2 separate regions of the Homo sapiens genome follow, and region 2 is linked to region 1. The links are chromatin contacts, found by POLR2A ChIA-PET in ENCODE. All regions are on one chromosome and are shown on one strand. The core of a region is the stretch at or near the end of the contact, and the rest is flanking DNA. Distances in the headings are between cores, read along the strand shown.

Region 1 (7,828 bases), core at 3,240-5,739:
GTCGCCAGGCTGGAGTGCAGTGGCATGATCTCAGCTCACTGCAACCTCCACCTCCTGGGTTCAAGCGTTTCTCCTGCCTCAGCCTCCCGAGAGTAGCTGAGACTACAGTCACACACCACCACGCCCAGCTAATTTTTGTATTTTTAGTAGAGACGGGGTTTCACCATGTTGGCCAGGATGGTCTTGATCTCTTGACATTGTGATCCGCCCGCCTCGGCCTCCCAAAGTGCTGGGATTACAGGCGTGAGCCACCATGCCCAGCCAACATTTCTTAAAAAAAATAAAAGCCACAATCTGGGTGCAGTGGCTCATGCCTGTAATTCCAGCACTTTGGGAGGCCGAGGCAGTTGGATCACCTGAGGTCAGGAGTTCAAGACCAGCCTGACCAGCGTAGAAAAACCCTATCTCTACTAAAAATACAAAACCAGCCTGGCATGGTGGCACATGCCTGTAATCCCAGCTACTCTGGAGGCTGAGGCAGGGGAATCGCCTTGGGAGGTGGAAGTTGTGGTGAGCCAAGGTCATACCATTGCACTCCAGCCTGGGCAACAAGAGAGAAACTATGTCTCAAAAAAATAAAATAAAATAAAATAAAATAATTAAAAAATTAGCCAGGTGTTGTAGCGGGTGCCTATAATCCCAGCTACTTTGGAGGCTGAGGCAGGAGAATCACTTGAACCAGGGACGCGCAGTTTGCAGTGAGCTGAGGTCATGCCGTTGCACTCCAGTTTGGGCAAAAAGAGCAAAATTTAATCTCAAAAAAAAATATCCTTTCATCATGTCCTTTCACAGATTAGCTCTTATCTGCCCTTTTTTTTTTTTTTTTTTTTTTTTTGAGACAGAGTCTCACTCTGTCGCCCAGGCTGGGGTGCAGTGACATGATCTCCGCTCACTGCCTCAGTTCCTGCCTCAGCCTCCTGAGTACCTGGGATTACAGGCATGCACCACCACACCAGGCTAATATTTGTACTTTTAGTAGACACACGGTTTCACCATGTTAGCCAGGCTGGTCTCAAACTCCTGACATCATGATTCGTCTACCTCAGTCTCCCAAAATGCTGGGATTACAGGCGTGAGCCACTATGCCTGGCCACGCCCAGCTAATTTTTGTATTTTAGTAGATATATGGTTTCACCATGTTGGCCCAGCTGGTCTCAAGCTCCTGACCTCAATGATCCACCCACCTTGGCCTCCCAAAGTGCTGGGATTACAGGTGTCAGCCACCCTGCCAGCCTCTTATCTGCCATTCTAATGGAATCTGCTCAACTCTCTACCCCACCCATGCAACTCACTTTCATACAGAATTCCTGTATGCATGAAAACATGCCCAGCCAGGCACGGTGGCTCATTGCTGTAATTCCAGCTCTTTGTTAGGCTGAGGCCGACAGATGGCTTGAAACCAGCCTGGCCAACATGGTGAAACCCTGACTCTACTAAAAATATGAAAATTAGCCAGGTGTGGTGGTGCATACCTGTAATCCCAGCTACTCAAGAGGCTGAGGCATGAGAATTGCTTGAACCCTGGAGGCAGAGGTTGTGGCAAGCCGAGATGTCACCACTGTACTCCAGCCTGGGTGACAGAGTGAGACAATGTCTTAAAAAAATAAAAAAATTAGGGCTGGGTGCAGTGGCTCATGCTTTAAATCCCAGTGCTTTGGGAGGCTGAGGCCGGCAGATCATGAGGTCAGGAGTTTGAGACTAGTCTGGCCAACATGATGAAACGCCATCTCTACTAAAAATACAAAAAAAATTAGCTGGGCATGGTGGCAGGCACCTGCAATCCCAGTTACTCAGGACGCTGAGGAAAAAGAATTGCTTGAACCTGGGAGGCAGAGGTTGCTGTGAGCTGATACCTCGCCACTGCACTCCAGCCTGGGCAACAGAGTGAGACTCTGTCTCAAGAATAAAATAAAATAAAATAAAATAAAATAAAATAAAATAAAATAAATAAATAAAAAAACAAAATGCTTGGCTGGATGTGGTGGTTCACACCTGTAATCCCAGCACTTTGGGAGGCCAAGGCAGGAGAATTGCTTGAGCCCAGGAGTCTGAGATCAGTCTGGGCCACATAGCGAGACCCCGTCTCTATGTTAAAAAAAAAAAATAGGAAAAAAGAAAAAAAAGCATGCCCCTGTCTATATTTTATTTTCACCGAGTAATGTGCTCTATTTCTGGAAATACTTTCATCCTTCCTTCCTCTGGCTCTCCACTGATGCATCTCCAAAGCAACTCCAATCAATTCAACAAATAGTTGTTAAACAACCAGCACATTCTAGGCAGGATGCTAGGAGCTGGGGGGATCGAGATAAACAAGAAGCAGTCCTGTTCCCAGAGAAGTTCACAATCTGATGGTAAAAGCAAATACAATTATGTAAGAAAATAAATCAAATTAGGCCAGGTGTAATGGCTCACGCCTGTAATCCCAGCGCTTTGGGAGGCTGAGGTGGGCAGATCATGAGGTCAGGAGATCGAGATCATCCTGGCTAAAATACAAAATACTAAAAATACAAAAATTAGCCCGGCATAGTGGTGGACACCTGTAATCCCAGTTACTTGGGAGGCTGCGCAGGAGGATAACGAGGTCAGGAGATCAAGACCATCTTGGCTACGTAGGAGAATCGATAGAACCTGGAAGGCAGAGGTTGCAGTGAACTGAGATTGCTCCACTGCACTCCAGCCTGGGTGAGAAGAACAAAACTCCATCTCAAAAAAAAAAAGAAAAAAAAATTTCGGCTGGGCGCAGTGGCTCATGTCTGTAATTCCAGCACTTTGGGAGGCTGAGGCAGGAGGATCATGAGGTCAGGAGATCGAGACCATCTTGGCTAACATGGTGAAACCCCGTCTCTACTAAAAATACAAAAATTAGCTGGGCATGGTGGTGGGCGCCTGTACTCCCAGCTACTTGGGAGGCTGAGGCAGGAGAATGGCGTGAACCTGGGAGGCGGAGCTTGCAGTGAGCCAAGATCACCCCACTGCACTCCAGCCTGGGCGACAGAGTGAGACTCTGTCTCTAAAAAAAACAAGTTTTGTTTAATGAAAAAAGTAAGGTGAACAACAACATGAATAAATGTTCCTTTTGTGTTAAAGGATCAATATAAGAACTGTATCAAAGTTTGCTTATATATATGTAAAGAAATACTGATGGTGTGCACCTGTAGTCCCAGCTACTTGGGAGGCTGAGGTGGGAGGACTGCTTGAGCCCAGGAGTTTGAAGCTGCAGTAAGCTGTGATCGTGGCGCTGCACTCCAGCCTGGGCAACAGAGCAAGATCCTGACACAAACGATTCATTAAAAAAGTAAGTGTCATGTTTACCAATTGGAACTGGACCAATGAGGGACAAGAATTTCAGGGAGACTTTGTATTGTACAACGTTTATGTAATTTCCAGTATTTGAACCATGTGACAACATTAACTGTTTAAAATTAAATTACAAGAAGTTTGGAGACTGAAGTGGATTACCTGGATATTCCAAGACTGTTTGTTTAATTTACCTCTTTATAACCTCCATTCTCTTAGTCCCTGAGGCGAAAATCCTCCCCGTTTCCCTTTATCTCTAGGCTCGTAAGAATTTTAACCCACAAGAAATATTTATTAGGTATGTTTAAATTACAGGTAACAGTGACTGGAGTGCAATGGTGTGATCCCAGCTCACTGCAACTTCTGCCTTCTGGGTTCAAGCGATTCTGCCGCCTCAGCCTCCCGAGTCGCTGGGATTACAGGATGCGCCACGACGCCTGGCAAATTTTTGTATTTTAGTAGAGATGGGGTTTCACCGTGTTGGCCAGGCTGGTCTCCAACTCCTGCCCTCAGGTGATGTGCCGGCCTTGGCCGCCCAAAGTGCTGAGATTACAGGAGTGAGCCACCAAGCCTGGCCCCCCCTCCTTTTTTTTTTTTTTTTGAGACAGAGTCTGGCTCTGTCGCCCAGGCTAGAGTGCAGTGGCATGATGATCTTGGTTCACTGCAACCTCTGCCTCCCGGGTTCAAGCAATTCTCCTGCCTCAGCCTCCCCAGTAGCTGGGATTACAGGCATGTACCACCACGCCCAGCTAATTTTTGTATTTTAGTAGAGATGGGGTTTCACCATTTTGGCCAGGCTGGTCTCGAACTCCTGACTTCAAGTGATTCGCCTGCCTTGGCCTCTCAGAGTGTTAGGATTACAGGCGTGAGCTTCTGTGCCTGGCCTTATCAGCCTTTTTAGTGACTAGGACAAGAATACAAAATGCTTTCCTTTCCTTCCGACTGCTCCCTCCCTCCTTGTAATCATGCAAAATGCAGGAAGTAATTTGGAATTCCTAGTTAATTCTCCTCCCCCTCACTTGGAGAGCAGTGAAGGCCTGGGGAGTTCGGGAACTTTCCGTGGAGCCCAGACTGGAGAGACGTCCGGCCAGGGCCAAGACAACCTGCTTCCCTTGGGCCTCTGGTGCCTTGTTGAGGTCTTGGACCTTTCAGATGCTACTGTGACTGTGGTTTCCGGCTTCCTGAGTTCTCACACTCAGCTTGGTGCTGCAGAGATCACACCCCAGTTCCTGCTTTTGGGGACTGACATGCTCAAGTTTGGTGATACTCAGTACATGGGGTCTGTGAGATCTAGAGGGCTTACTTTTCTGTTTTAGTTTCCCTCTTTTCCCTTAACAGACTCACTGTAAGTGCTTTAGGGTTGCATAAGGATAGAGTATAGAGGTTTGCTGGGTAGACATTGAGAAAGATCAGTTTCCTAATTGAATATTTTATCTCATGTTGGATCTTTAATTCTGCTTCTCTTTAGCTAGGAATATTTTGAATATGCTGAATCTAGTAAAAAAGAAATTAGAAATGAAGTTGTATAGAACTTTGTAGTTCAGTACATTTTCTCACATATTATTGAACTTAAACGTGACAATTCTGCGTTGGTAGATATATATTATCCCATTGAGTAAAAAAAGTGAATATTGAAGAAAAGCAATGCCTACAGAGAGTGACAACTCTTCCATGCAGGTAGATGCTTTTTGTGCTATCCTATACTTTGTATGGATGCACACAGGGTTTCATTGTGGAGCTCTCAGCTTATGGGCTGGGACTACAGTTTTGAAATACAGTATTAGTAAGATGCTGGGGAGGATCTTAAGGCAGAAGGTAGATGTTACTTCTGGTCTAAAGTCAGTGGACTTTAGACCAAAATCTTGTAAACTGGAGCTCTCTGGCTAGCATTCCATTAATATTCAGTTCAGAAGAAGCTGGTAAGTCAAATTTCTGCAAGTTTTTACATCAGAAAGAGCTTAGCTCACAAGGTACTTTTTTCTCATCTGTATTCAGTTATTTTTCCCTGATCAGTGTCAGTCTCCTTCCAACCCTCACTTCCCATCTTGGGGAGTACCCTTAGGGGCAGGTCATTCCTCTCTTCTTTCCCTGGCAGGCTGGACTCATCCATGTGACCTGAGATTGGCCAATCGACAGTGGCTGCTGGCCAAGACCTTGCCTCTTGAGTGAGTGACTCAAAGACAAAGGGATACTAAGATTGAATCACAGCAGTGGTGCGCAGTGTTGCTGGGGGCAGCAGCTGTTGTTGCTCTTTCTTGGTGGAGCTGTCCTTGTGCCTGTTTGTTTTCCAAGCCTGCACTCCTGTTGTAGCTCAGGGGCCCTTGTAACATATTTCTCTTTTGCTTGCCATGATTACTTCACCAGTCTGTGAGCTCCTCGAGAGCAGGGCCTAAGTCTCATTGTGCTCTGAGTGTTTGGTGCCCATCTTGAATTTGACTCTCGGTAAATGCAGGTTGAATAAGTAAAGAAACATGCTATATTTATACGGGGCTACAGAGTCTGGAGTTCTTGGCATTATTGTGGTTGGGGGGCAAAAAGTTCTTTGTGTGCTACCATAGCCACTGACATCTGAGCAATTTCATATTAATAAACATAAACCCAGAGGATCTTGGGAAGGCCCTTCCTATATGTGAGCACTTACTTGACTGAGTGGCACTGATTCTCAAATTGCTGATTTTTTAAAAAGTATGAAATGTATCATGAATTTGCATGCTTATCCTTATGCAGGGGTCATGTGAATCTTTTCTGTATTGTTACAATTTTATTTTATTTTATTATTATTTTTTGAGATGGAATCTTGCTCTATCACCCAGGCTAGAGTGCAGTGGTGCTATCTCGGCTCACTGCAACCTCTGCCTCCAGGGTTCAAGTCATTCTCCTGCCTCAGCCTCTCAAGTAGCTGGGACTACAGGCATGCACCACCACACCTGGCTAATTTTTGCATTTTTAGTAGAGAGAGGGTTTCACCATGTTGGCCAGGCTGGTCTCGAACTCCTCACCTCAGGTAATCTGCCCGTCTTGGCCTCCCAAAGTGCTGGGATTACATGCGTGAGCCACCGCGCCCAGCCATGTTACAATTTTAATAGAATACATGTACTGCCCAAGCAAGTGTAGCTGAAGCTTTTGTCCCTGGTTCCACAGTGTCTCTACCTAAGGGCTGCTCTTTGCCCTGACTACCTCAACTGAGGCAATACCCTCCTTAGTTTCCAGCCCTGGTTTAAAAAGCACCCCTCAGGCTGGATTTGCTGGCTGAGGCCTGTAATTCCAGCATTTCTGGAGGCTGAGGCAGGAGGATCACTTGAGCCAAGGAGTTTGAGACCAGCCTGGTCAACAAAGTGAGACCCTGTCTCTAAAAAAAAAAAAAAAAAAACTCGGCCGGGCACGGTGGCTCACGCTTGTAATCGCAGTATTTTAGGAGGCCGAGGCGCGCGGATCATGAGGTCAGGAGTTCAAGACCAGCCTGGCCAAGATGGTGAAAACCCGTCTCTACTAAAAAAAATATAAAAAATTAGCTGGGCGTGGCGGCGTGCGCCTGTAATCCCAGCTACTTGGGAGGCTGAGGCAAAGAATTGCTTGAACCCGGGAGGCAGAGGTTGCAGTGAGCCAAGATCGCACCACTGCACTCCCGTCTGGGCTACAGAGCGAGACTCTATCTCAAAAAAAAAAAAAAAAAGTGGCCAAGTACGGTGTTAATTCCAGCACTCTGGGAGGCTGAGGTGGGTGGACTGCTTGAGCCCAGGAATTCAAGACCAGCCTGGGCAACATCGTGAAACTGCGTCTCTACAAAAAAATGCAAAAATTAGCCAGGTGCACACCTGTGGTTCCAGCTATCTGGGAGACTGAGGTGGGAGAATTGCTTGGGCCTAGGAGGTGGAGGTTATGAGGAGCCGAGACTGCGCCACTGCACTCCAGCCTGGGTGACACAGTGAGACCGTGTCTCAAAAAAAAAAAAAAATTAGCTAGGCATGGTGGCATGGGCCTGCAGTCCCAGCTACTCAGAAGGTTGAGCTGGGACCACAGGTGCGCACGTTCACGCCTGGCTAATTGTTGTATTTCTTGGAGAGACGGGGGTCTAGCTATGTTGCCCAGGCTGGTCTCGAACTCCTGAGCTCAAGTGATCTACCCACCTCAGCCTCTCATAGTGTTGGGATTACAGGCGTGAGCCACTGCTCCTGGTCTCATATTCTTTTGGGGTGGCTTCAACTCCGACCTTCGTCCCCAGAGAAAATACAGCTCCTTATCCTTAGCAGCAATTGGAAACCTTTCTAGGAGTTAATGATAAAGTGGGGGAGAAATGAGTGCAAAGGCTCTGAGATGAGAAGAACCTGGATTGTTAGCGGAGTTGAAGGACACTGAGAATGTGGGGGAGCTGGATTCGTGAGGATAAGAAAGCAGCAGGTCAGGTCCAGACTTTGAAGAGCCTGGTAGATAGTCTAGGTGAAGAGTTAGATCTTAATCCGGAGTAGGGAGGGAAACGAGCTTTGAGCAGGGGATGGCGTTTTGAAAAGACCTCTCTGCCGGTGTACGAAGA
Region 2 (7,828 bases), core at 1,896-4,395, 2.7 Mb after region 1:
CCAAATGAAATCTTTGAAATCTGGTATATATTTTATACATACAGCACATCTCAGTTTAGACTAGCCACATTTAGAGTGCTCAGTAGCCACATATGGCGAGTAGCTATCTTACTGGACATCATAGATTTAGACAATAAGGGGTTCAAGGATGCCTCCTTTACAGGAAGGCTGCTGCATCTTGTGGGGGCTTAATGAAGCTGCTCCAGCTTGGATCCCCCATTCTCTGGTATCCCCTCTCCTCCATCTTGGCAGAGCAGGGCGAGGTATATATCAGGCATGCCTGATGGAATCCTGCCTCATGTTCCAGAGCCTTCTGGAGGCAAGACACCGAGTCCTGGGTGTGCTTCTCTAACACAGATCCTACTGGAGTTAACTTTAGTGTACCCAGCGTTTGTTATTCAGTCAGTCACTACCTGTTTACTAAGTGCTGGCCTCTGTGCTAAGCACTGTGAATGCACGCCAGTGAAAACAGACATTTGTTAGCTCATAATTTCATCAAGATAAACAAGATGCATAAATTGTTAAAAACTCTGAGAAATTCTACAGAGGAAGAGGGAAAGGTGCTGCAAGAGTAAATAGGGCACCTGACCTCTTGGGAGTCAGGGAAGTAGACTTAACTGAGCAAAGGAGGAGAGTGGTCCACATCCAAAAGCTGCGTGGAGGATGCAGGGAGGAGCTCAACGGTGGTTGGTGTGGCTGGCATGCAGCCCGGAGTGGTGTGAGCACTGGCTTTGGAGTCACAGATCTGGTCCAACTTAACTGGGTGACTTTGATGACAAGTTTTAAACTCTGTGCGCCTCAGTGACCTCCTATAGAGGGATGTGGTGAAGATTAAACAGATTGATGTTTGTTTTTTTAAGACGGAGTCTTGCTCTGTTACCCAGGCTGGATTGCAGTGGTGCAATCTCCACTCACTGCAACCTCCACTTCCCGGGTTCAAGCTATTCTCCTGCCTCAGCCTCCCGAGTAGCTGAGATTACAGGCGTGCACCACCACACCTGGCTAATTTTTGTATTTTTAGTAGAGACGGGGTTTCGCCATGTTTCACCAGAGTGGTCTCAAACTCCCGAACTCGTGATCCGCTAGTCTTGGCCTCCCAAAGTGCTGAGATTACAGGCATGAGCCACCACGCCCTGCCATGAGCAGCTATTTTTTTTTTACATAAAACTTTTATTTTGGAATAACTTCAGATTTACAGAAAAATTTAAAACCTGGTACATAGAGTTCCCATATGCCCTTCACCCAGCTTCCCCTAATATTAGCATCTTATGTAACCATGACACATTTGTCAAAATTAAGGAATTAACACTGATACATTACCATTAACTGAACCACAGACTCTATCTGGATTTCGCCAGTTTTCCCATTGATGTCCATTTTCTCTGCCATGCAGAATAGCACATTACATTTAGTTATGTATCCTTAATCTCCTCCATCTGGAATGGTTTCTCAGTCTTCCTTTGTTTTTCATGACCTTGACAGTTTTAAAGTGTTGGTAAGATATTTTGTAGAATGTCTCTCAATTTGGATTTTTCTTTTTCTTTTTCTTTTTTTTGAGATGGAGTCTTGCTCTGTTGCCCAGACTGGTGTGCAGTGGCACAATCTCAGTTCACTGCAGCCTCCATTTCTCAGGTTCAAACGATACTCATGCTTTAGCCTGCCGAGTAGCTGAGACTACAGGTGCGTGCCACCATGCCCGGCTAATTTTTGTATTTTGTTTTGTTTTTTTGAGATGGAGTCTCCCTCTGTCATGCAGACTGGAGTGCAGTGGCGGGATCTCAGCTCACTGCAGCCTCTGCCTCCTGAGTTCCAGTGATTCTCCTGTCTCAGCCCCCTGGGTAGCTGGGATTACAGACGTGCGCCACCATACCTGGCTAATTTTTGTATTTTTGGTAAAGATGGGCCTTCACATGTTGGCCAGGTTGGTCTTGAACTCCTGACCTCAGGTGATCCACCCGCCTCGGCCTCCCAAGTGCTAAGACTGCAGGTGTGAGCCACCTCACCCGGCCTAATTTTTGTATTTTTAATAGAGACGGGGTTTCACCATGTTGGCCAGGCTGGTCTCATACTCCTGGCCTCAGGGATCTTCCCACCTTGGCCTTCCAAAGTGCTGGGATTACAGGCATGAGCCACTACACCCGGCCCTCAATTTAGGTGTTCCTAACATTTTCTCATGATTAGACTGGAGGCTACGGGTTTCTGGGAAGAATACTCCAGAGGTGAAATGCCCTTCTCATCACATCATATGGGGGGTACATTATATCAATGTGACTCATGATCAGTGACATTAACCTTGATCACTTGGTTAAGGTGGTGACTGCCAGACTTCTTTGCTGTGAAATTCTTATTTTTCCCTTTTCGTACCGTAATATTTGGAACATAGGTTTGATTTTAATAGATATTTTAAAAATATATATTTAGAAATCTTTACCCACACTGAGAGAATGTATATATTTTTCTCAAGCACCTTTGGGGTATGTATTAATATTGTTTGCATATTTACAATATTTACAAATATCATCTACAGCATAGAATGTGGTAACTTTGATGCTGCAAAGCAAGTCTCAAATATTAATACCAGCACATCAGTATCAGGAATAAATGGGCTGGGCGTGGTGGCTCACGCCTTTAATGCCAGCACTTTGGGAGGCTGAGTCGGGTGGATCACCTGAGGTCAGGAGTTTGAGACCAGCCTGGCCAACATGGTAAAACCCTGTCTCTACTAAAATTATAAAAATCTTCCAGGCATGGTGGCGCGTGCCTGTAGTCCCAGCTCCTCAGGAGGCTGAGGCGGGAGAATCACTTGAACCCGGGAGATGAAGGTTGCAGTAAGCTGAGATCTTGCCACTGCACTCTAGCCTGGGCAACAGAGCAAGACTCTATCTCAAAAAAAAAAAAAAAAAAAAGGAAAGATGACGACTGCAATATGTCACTACAATGTAAAGTCTAAATAAAAACAAAACAAATGTTAAAAATACTCAGACCTGAAGGGTAATGAAAATACTGTATTATCAAAACTTGTATGATGTATAGCTAAAACAGTACATAGGAGAAATTTATAGCCTCAAATGCTTTCATTGGGAAAGAACTTCCCACCAGTAAGGGAGTGTGTGACTCATTACACAGGTTAGACGGAAGTTCAGAGAGTTCTCCCTGGTGTCTTTGGCATTTCTCCAGGATTTTTGCAGCACTCCGAGGGAATCAGAGCCCCAGTAACTACTGAGATTGAATGAGCCACTAGTGCAGTACAATGCAGACACAGAACAGATTATATTTTATTCCACAAAGAAAAGGAATGAGATCTTTTCCCACCTTACCTTTGTGAAATATGTTCCATTTCCATTGGAGGTGCTGAAGGAAATCAGGTTTTAAGTCATGTTTTATTTAGATCTGCTAGAGAGACTGTGTTTTGTTTTTCTTTTTTTTTTTTTTTAATTGATCATTCTTGGGTGTTTCTCGCAGAGGGGGATTTGGCAGGGTCATAGGACAATAGTGGAGGGAAGGTCAGCAGATAAACAAGTGAACAAAGGTCTCTGGTTTTCCTAGGCAGAGTGTTTGTGTCCCTGGGTACTTGAGATTAGGGAGTGGTGATGACTCTTAACCAGCATGCTGCCTTCAAGCATCTGTTTAACAAAGCACATCTTGCACCGCCCTTAATCCATTTAACCCTGAGTGGACACAGCACATGTTTCAGAGAGCACAGGGTTGGGGGTAAGGTCATAGATCAACAGGATCCCAAGGCAGAAGAATTTTTCTTAGTACAGAACAAAATGAAAAGTCTCCCATGTCTACTTCTTTCTACACAGACACAGCAACCATCCGATTTCTCAATCTTTTCCCCACCTTTCCCCCTTTTCTATTCCACAAAACCGCCATTGTCATCATGGCCCGTTCTCAATGAGCTGTTGGGTACACCTCCCAGACGGGGTGGTGGCCGGGCAGAGGGGCTCCTCACTTCCCAGTAGGGGCGGCCGGGCAGAGGTGCCCCTCACCTCCCGGACGGGGCGGCTGGCCGGGCAGGGGGCTGACCCCCCACCTCTCTCCCAGACGGGGCGGCTGGCCGGGCGGGGGGCTGACCCCCCCACCTCCCTCCCAGACGGGGCGGCTCGCCTGGCGGGGGGCTGACCCCCCCACCTCCCTCCCGGACGGGGCGGGGAGCTGACCCCCCCACCTCCCTCCCGGACGGGGCGGCTGGCCGGGCGGGGGGCTGACCCCCCCACCTCCCTCCCGGACGGGGCGGCTGGCCGGGCGGGGGGCTGACTCCCCCACCTCCCTCCCGGACGGGGCGGCTGGCCGGGCAGAGGGGCTCCTCACTTCCCAGTAGGGGCGGCCGGGCAGAGGCGCCCCTCTCCTCCCAGACGGGGCGGCTGGCCGGGCGGGGGGCTGACCCCCCACCTCCCTCCCGGACTGGGCAGCTGGCCTGGCGGGGGCTGACCCCCACCTCCCTCCCGGACAGGGTGGCTGCCGGGCGGAGACGCTCCTCCCTTCCCAGACGGGGTGGCAGCAGGGCGGAGGGGCTCCTCACTTCTCAGACGGGGCGGTTGCCAGGCGGAGGGTCTCCTCACTTCTCAGACAGGGCAGCCGGGCAGAGACGCTCCTCACCTCCCGGACAGGGTCGCGGCCGGGCCGAGGCGCTCCTCACATCCCAGACGGGGCAGCGGGGCAGAGGTGCTCCCCACATCTCAGACGATGGGTGGCCGGGCAGAGACACTCCTCACTTCCTAGATGGGATGGCGGCCGGGAAGAGGCGCTCCTCACTTCCTAGGTGTGATGGCGGCCGGGCAGAGACGCTCCTCACTTTCCAGACTGGGCAGCCAGGCAGAGGGGCTCCTCACATCCCAGACGATGGGCGGCCAGGCAGAGACACTCCTCACTTCCCAGACGGGGTAGCGGCCAGGCAGAGGCTGCAATCTCGGCACTTTGGGGGGCCAAGGCAGGCGGCTGGGAAGTGGAGGTTGTAGCGAGCCGAGATCACGCCACTGCACTCCAGCCTGGGCACCATTGAGCACTGAGTTAACGAGACTCCGTCTGCAATCCCGGCACCTCGGGAGGCCGAGGCTGGCGGATCACTCGCGGTTAGGAGCTGGAGACCAGCCCGGCCAACACAGCGAAACCCCGTCTCCACCAAAAAAATACGAAAACCACGCAGGCGTGGCGGCGCGCGCCTGCAATCGCAGGCACTCGGCAGGCTGAGGCAGGAGAATCAGGCAGGGAGGTTGCAGTGAGCCGAGATGGCAGCAGTACAGTCCAGCTTCGGCTTGGCATCAGAGGGAGACCGTGGAAAGAGAGGGAGAGGGAGACCGTGGGGAGAGGGGAGAGGGAGAGGGAGACCGTGGAAAGAGGGGAGAGGGAGAGGGAGAGGGAGACCGTGGAAAGAGGGGAGAGGGAGAGGGGAGCTTTTTTTTTTTCTTTCTTTGGTTGGCTGATTTTGAGACAGAGTCTCCTCTGTCGCCGAGGCTGGAGTGCTGTGGTGCAATCACAACTCACTGCAGCCTCAACCTCCACTCAGCAATCCTCCCGCTTCAGCCTCCCAAGTAGCTGGGATCACAGGCACATGCCACCATGCCCAGCCAAGGGTTTCACCATGTTACCTAGGCTGATCTTGAATTCCTGGGCTCAAGTGTTAGACTCACTTCGGCCTCCCAAAGTGTTGGGATTACAGGCGTGAGCCACTGCACCCAGCCTGTTTTGTTTGGGGCAAGGGTTTTAACATTTATATATATATAAATATATATATATTTTATATATACAAATATATATATAAATATATATTTATATATATTTATATATAATATATTATATATAAATATATTTATATATAATATATTATATATAAATATATTATATATAAAATATTATATATAAATATATATATTTATATATATAAATATATATAAATATATATATATATAAAAATACCAGCACATCAGTATCAGGAATAAATGGGCTGGGCAGTATATATATATATATATATGTATATATATATACTGTTTTTCATATATATATACTGTCTTATATATATATATACTGTTTTACATATATATACTGTTTCATATATATAATGTTTTATATATATACTGTTATATATATTATATGTACTGTTATATATTTTTTATATATATACTGTTATATATATTTTTTATATATACTGTTATATATTATATATATACTGTTATATATATATTTTACATATATACTGTTATATATATATTTTATATATATATACTGTTATATATATATATTTTATATATGTATACTGTTATATATTTATATTTTTTATATGTATACTGTTATATATATATTATATGTATACTGTTATATATATATTTTATATGTATACTGTTATATATATATATTTCATATATATATACTGTTATATATATTTTATATATATATACTGTCATATATATATTTTATATATATACTGTCATATATATATTTTATATATATATACTGTCATATATATATTTTATATATATATATACTGTCATATATATATTTTATATATATATACTGTCATATATATTTTATATATATACTGTCATATATATATTTTATATATATACTGTCATATATATATTTTATATATATACTGTCATATATATATTTTATATATATACTGTCATATATATATTTTATATATATATACTGTCATATATATATTTTATATATATATACTGTCATATATATATTTTATATATATACTGTCATATGTATATTTTATATATATACTGTCATATGTATATTTTATATATATACTGTTATATGTATATTTTATATATATATACTGTTATATATATATTTTTATATATATACTGTTATATATATTTTTTTATATATATACTGTTATATATATTTTTATATATATACTGTTATATATATATTTTATATATATACTGTTATATATATATTTTATATATACTGTTATATAGATACTGTTATATATATACTGATATATATACTGTTATATATATACTGATATATATATACTGTTATATATATACTGTTATATATATATACTGTTACATATACATATATATACTGTTATATATATACTGTTATATATATTGTTATATATATACACATATATATATACATATATATATACATATATATATACATATATATATACATATATATATACACGTATATATATACATATATATATACACATATATATATATACACACACATATATATATATATATATACTGGCTGTGTGTGGTGGTGCACACCTGTAATCCCAGCACTTTGGGAGGCCAAGGCAGGCTGATGGCTTGAGCTCAGGAGTTCAAGACCAGCTAAGCAACATACTGAGATCCCATCTCTAAAAAAAATACAAAAAGGCCAGGCACAGTGGCTCACACCTGTAATCCCAGCACTTTGGGAGGCTGAGGTGGGCAGATCACGAGGTCAGCAGTTCGAGACCAGCCTGGCCAGCATGGTGAAACCCCATCTCTACTAAAAATACAAAACATTAGCCGGACATGGTGGCACACACCTGTAATTCCAGCTACTCAGGAAGCTGAGGCAGGAGAATAGCTTGAACCCAGGAGGCGAAAGTTTCAGTCAGCCAAAATCACACCACTGCACTCCAGCCTGGGCAACAGAGCAAGACTCTGTCTCCAAAAAAAAAAAAAAAAAAAAAAAGCCGGGCATTGTGGTGCCTATACCTGTATTTGCAGCTACTTGGGAGGCTGAGGTGGGAGGATTGCTTGAGCCCGGGAGGTTCAGATTGCAGTGAGCCAAGACTGCACCGCTGCACTCCAGTCTGGGTGACAGAGTGAAACCCTGTCTCAAAAAAGAAAAAATACTGTCCCTGCCAAAT

Evidence for each region. ChIA-PET counts read pairs that join two places held with the same protein, here RNA polymerase II (POLR2A).
Region 2: POLR2A ChIA-PET joins it to region 1 with 14 read pairs in RWPE1. The contact joins two enhancer-like sites. POLR2A ChIA-PET finds 5 or more read pairs at or near these places in 2 of 52 experiments (HepG2 and RWPE1).

The regions. Positions count from the first base shown.
Region 1 is chr20:35,763,807-35,771,634 of GRCh38, forward strand. It overlaps the pseudogene LOC124904972. Among named protein-coding and RNA genes, the nearest start is that of PHF20, 4.3 kb to the right of the region's middle. Within about 2 kb of position 4,490, at least 33 of the 41 ENCODE cell types and tissues checked have a DNase peak (open chromatin) inside an H3K27ac peak, as active enhancers do.
Region 2 is chr20:38,457,251-38,465,078 of GRCh38, forward strand. No RefSeq gene overlaps it. Among named protein-coding and RNA genes, the nearest start is that of RALGAPB, 12 kb to the right of the region's middle. Within about 2 kb of position 3,146, at least 4 of the 41 ENCODE cell types and tissues checked have a DNase peak (open chromatin) inside an H3K27ac peak, as active enhancers do.